2 separate regions of the Homo sapiens genome follow, and region 2 is linked to region 1. A link is a loop called in an ENCODE intact Hi-C map of the cell type or tissue named here. Cell type or tissue: GM12878. All regions are shown on one strand.

Region 1 (2,500 bases):
GGTCTCCCTCCACCTGGACTTCCTCTGCAGCCTGCAACTCCTTCCACACTCCCGTGGTGACTGGCCTCCTTCCCTCTGCCTACATCTGCTTTCTCCCAACCCCTCTGCCCTCTCCTGCCTCTGTGTCCTCCCTGTGCGATGCCTTGCCTCCCACTCCAGTAACGTTCTTGCTAAGGCCCAAAGCTCCCCAACACCCTTACCTTTTCCGCACTTCCCTCTGGCAGAGCCAGCTACCCGCTTCCTCCCAGCTGGTACGGAGGCCACCACACCTCCTAGATGAAGCCACAAACCAGGACACATTGGCCCCACCGGAAAGTCATCCTCAAGGGCTCCAAACGAGCCTACAGCACTGCCAGGCAATGTTTCCAGGCCCCTCTGGTCACCCACACCCTCAACAGTGGGCCACACTCCCCTCACCTCCCGCTCTCTGGTCAGACGACATTGAGGAAATGAAATCCCCAGAAGGGAATGCCCTCATCTCTCCAGGACCTCTCTGCATCCCCACGCACCGTGTTTCCTCTCCTTCCTGCCCGCCCTTCCCTCCAGGTTCTCACCTCCATGCAGGCTTCAGACCTCACCTCCCCTGCCCCACTCAGCAGCATCCGTTAGTGACCCGTTACTGATCTGTTACTCTTCCTTGTGAGCGAGCACGAAACCAGAACCACAACCCTCCTGGGGCTCCCGTCCCACCTTAAACCACACTCCCTGCAACCCTCGCCCTGTCTCCTCTCCATCACAGCCTACTCCTTGTGAGTGAGAGGCACGTCCGTGAACAATGTCTCATGGAACACAATTTGGGAAATAGTGTGGTAGAAAATACGGAGTCCTGGGAATTGCATGAATCAAATATTTTAAAGAAAAACGACAGATTAAGACTGATGGCTGGAAGGCGAAGGAGGAGGGAAGTCCACCTGGACTGTCACTATGCACCCTTATTTGAAAAAGCATCTTTGCAGAGGTAATTAGGATCTTGAGATGAATCATCCTGGACTTAGGGTGGGCCCTGAATCCAATGACTGCTGTCCTCAGGAGAGGAGGTGATTAGGACATGGAGACAGGAGAGAGGCAGAGACAGGCTGGCCAGATGATTTTACCTAGAGTCTAGAGGAAATGAAACCTAATTTTTTTGTTCTTTAAACGTTTTATAACTGGATGACACTTGAGCTATTTGTGGTAGTCAAGTGGTTTCTGAGTTGGGGGCGTCAGCTAAAAGTGAGACCCACAGAGGAGGAAAATCCCCTTTCTGTCCCCCGAGCTGCTCAGGACTCCGCTTACCAAAATCTGCTGGGTTGTGGTAGGTTGGGCAGTTCAGACCCAAATCCCTCAAATATGGCACAAGATTGCAGACTTTTCCCCGGTACACACATTGTCCTTGACTCAGGACGTAAAGCTGGAAAAAAGGAAGGAGAAAAAGGGATCAAGCCCTGCCTTCCTCGGAAGGCAACCGGAGCCCTCAATCAATCAATCAACCAATCAATCAACCGATCAATCAGTCAGCCCAGCGATCAGCCACTTCCTCTCCTGAGAGCTTTACATCACCCCCAAGGGCCCTATTAACATCTGAAGGGAAAGCCACGATAAGCCAGGGAAGAATATCGCACGGCCAGGATGATTTGACTATATTGCTTGCTGTTTATTTTTCATGCTAACCCCCTGCTCAGAAAAAATTTTGGAGCTATACACATTTTATCCCTTTGTGACTATTTTTGCTTAGACTAATATCAAAACCTAAGTTTTTTTGTTTGTTCATCTTTTTTTTTTTTTGATACAGGGTCTTGCTCTGTTGCCCAGGCTGGAGTGCAGTGGCACGATCTTGGCTCAGTGCAGCCTCCACCTCCTGGGCTCAGGTGATCCTCCCACATCAGCCTCCCCAGTAGCTGGGACTATAGGAGTGTGCCACCACACCGGGATAATTTTTGTATTTTTTTTTCTTTTGTAGAGACAGGGTTTTACCATGTTGCTCAGGTTGTTCTTCAACTCCTGAGCTTAAGTGATCTGCCCACCTCAGCCTCCCAAAGTGCTGGGATTACAGGGGACAGCCACTGTGCCTGGCCAAAACCTAAGATTTATAAACCAAATGATACTGTGCAAATGCTGTAACCTGTTATTAATTCTGGAAAACAAGTGTCCCCCCTCCCCCCATTTTAACAGGGGAGGTGATGAAGTTCTACAATGCTGGTGACACCCAGGATCCCATGACCGACCACCAGGACAGAGAGAGGACTCTGCTCACCAGCTTCCACTCCCCAGCCCCCTTCGCTGCCTGTGGTTCCACAAGTCTCACAAAACCTGGCACTTAAACGCTCTCAAAAATGAAGACACCCCACGAGCTAACAGAAGGCCATGGGTACCCAGGGTTTGATGTCATGAAGACATCCCACGAGGTAACAGAAGGCTGTGGGTACCCAGGGTTTGGTGTCATGAAGATGCCCCATGAGCTAACAGAAGGCTGTGGGTACCCAGGGTTTGGTGTCATGAAGACGCCCCACGAGCTAACAGA
Region 2 (2,500 bases), 48 kb after region 1:
TCTGCCCCAACCGGAAGCTGGCTCTAGGAGCATGGGTCACCAAAGACACACAAAGGTAAGATGTAGCCCAGCCAGGGGACCAGTGTGGGGCTCTGGAAGCAGCTACCTGGGTCACCTCTTGGCTCTGCTACTTACAGCCCTGTGACCCCGGACCAGGCCCCTACACCTCCCCTTGCCCCTCCACTCTCAAAGGGCAGCAATGAGGCTCATGGGAGCACATAGGTGTGAGGCTCTGAGCACACTGCCCGGCGCCTAGGAAACACTAAATCAACAGTGGCCACCAACTATACCCTTGCTCTTTCCCTTTCATTTCTAAAGCCTAAGGTATCAAGCCACACTTCACATTTAGAATGAGAACTAAAAGGCTTTGATCCATCTTAGTGATTCTAAGCTATTATGATTTTATTACATCACATATAAGAAGGGTAGCCATGGTTTATTAAGTGCCACAAGCTGGTCACAGTGCTTCACAGGTATCAAGCTATTTGATCTAATAAGATGGATATTTTTATTATTAATATTTCCTTTTCACAGGAGGGGTAAGTCACCCAGTTGCCCTGCTAGTAGGCGGTGGAGCCAATTCTGAACCCAGACTCTCTTACTGTGGAGCCCACATTCCTGAGCTCTATCCTATACTGCCTCCTCCTTTACTGAGGGCATTTTGCTAACAAGTACTACACCTGGAATCATTTTTTTGAAAGAAATAGCGGGAGAAAGAAAATTTTAACTAAGCTCCACATATAGTTCAATTCATCTTAACCTCCTTGTTACATATTAATTTAGAATTACCACAAAGGAGAGTAAGTGCATTTTCTATAAAGCTACAACATTAATGGATTTACATTAAATATTTGCAAATCCAAGAACAATGTTCACGACCTGCCAATAGGTGTGAGACTGTGGCTCCCACCAACCCCAGAGCTGCTGCCACCTCTCCCTGCCACGAGCTGCCAACCAGAGCAGTGGGCACAACATCCTCAATTTTCAGTCATGACCATCTAGCCACAAGACTAAAACACGCAGGAGCTGATAACATCTCACATCCTCCTAAGATAACCTGCATCAACCTCGCCCGTGAGCCAAATTCTGAAGTGTAATGTTGCTTGCCAAGCTTTGTTTGAATGGTGGAAATTTCCATCCAGTAACTCACAAATGTAGATACTGAAATATAAATAGTTCAAAGATGCAAAGCTTGTCATCCAGCGATCTGAAAGTACTTGAGAGATCTCTCAGAAATAATAAGACTGTTACCTGTCTTGTACACGCAAGTACACAAGTCTCAAGATAGAGGGATTTAACGCGTCTGAAATTAGTCATAATATGAGCCATGAGGAAGAAACCAGAAGTCTCAGAAAAGGAACCATACAAAGATTCTCTTGGAGGACAACTCCAGGGAGCATGTAGCCTGTCTTGGGGGAAAGCACAGAGCTCAGAGTGTTGAGATTCGAAATCCCCATTTTGTGTAAGAGATGGCACTCTCTGTGATGCCCAAGCAAAGGCCCTCACTGCTTCCGGCCACAGCATCTTCCTCCCTCAAAAAGAATGGGTAGAAAACCTGACCGCAGGGTTGCTGTGAAGACAGAGTAAGTTACTGCTCACAGACTAATAAATACCAAGCTAATACTATTATTATTAGAAAGAGGAGTATTTGCCTTCATGAAACCAGGAACACGAAAATCAATTTTTAGCAAAATTTGACCTGTAACATTAAAATACCTTGAGCACTATTGTGTGCCAGCCCTGGCTGTAGTGATGACCTCTGCTATTCCTCACTCCAATCCTGAGTTTGGCACTTGGATCAGCCCTGTTCTGCAGATGCAAAAACTGAGGCCCAGGGTCACATGGTTAAGAAGAGGTGGAGCTGGCATTCAAGAGTAGGCTGCTTGACCCAGAATCCAGGCTCTTACCATTCCCCAGCCACCCCTCTGTCCATCCACGGTGCTGTGCGGCCAAAGAAACAGCCCTCAGAAACCACCTGCGTGAAGCTTAGTCAGAGGTGGCTCATGGGTTTGACACAGCAAGGGAAGATCAAAACAGCCCAGCATCTCAAGGCTCTTGGTTTTCCTCTCTACTTCTCCTCTCTACCAAGCTGTCTTTGAGGGTAAAAGTATAGGCTCTTCTACTGTGATTTAGCTTTTTGTGATTCCATTCATTCATTTGCATGCCAGCTCTGAGCCAGGCACTGGCTGGGCAGCTGAGACGCAGGGGTAATTTTGGAAGCTCAGAAGAGAAGCACAAAATCCCATGCTGAGTGCCATAATCCCATGATCGTAGGGGCAGAGGAGTACGAAGAGTAACCAAGAAAGACTCTCCTGGCCACAGGGTTAAGGGTGAATGAAGGAAGGCTTCCCCTAGCCTGGGGAGATGAGGTGGGTTCTTGGTAGAGAGAGTGGCCCAAAGAAAGCACAAATGCTAGAATGACTGGCAGTTCAGCCTGGCTAGCCCATGGGGAGTGGCTGCGGAGACGCAGGGCTGGGAGAGAAAAAGGGCTCCAAGAGAG

What was found. Hi-C counts contacts between places; a loop is a spot of excess contacts. Peaks named below come from ENCODE experiments on the same cell type or tissue, not always from the same donor. Only the 100,000 strongest peaks of a DNase experiment are listed, where the experiment ranks them.
Region 2: it touches region 1 in a loop (2.0-fold over the local background); 3 of 110 quality-filtered maps call a loop at or near these places.

The regions. Positions count from the first base shown.
Region 1 is chr21:42,284,770-42,287,269 of GRCh38, reverse strand. It overlaps ABCG1 (ATP binding cassette subfamily G member 1), which reads right to left. Exons shown (of 15, transcript NM_016818.3): 8 at 1,276-1,390. Among named protein-coding and RNA genes, the nearest start is that of TFF3, 29 kb to the left of the region's middle. RefSeq lists a silencer at 601-650 and an enhancer at 981-1,030. In GM12878, no CTCF peak of the experiment used is centred here; DNase peaks (open chromatin) are centred at 1,029 and 1,189; H3K4me3 peaks cover 1,074 bases; H3K27ac peaks cover 532 bases.
Region 2 is chr21:42,237,268-42,239,767 of GRCh38, reverse strand. All of the region lies in intron 2 of ABCG1 (ATP binding cassette subfamily G member 1), which reads right to left. Among named protein-coding and RNA genes, the nearest start is that of ABCG1, 19 kb to the right of the region's middle. RefSeq lists an enhancer at 2,450-2,499. In GM12878, no CTCF peak of the experiment used is centred here; a DNase peak (open chromatin) is centred at 1,437; H3K27ac peaks cover 1,254 bases.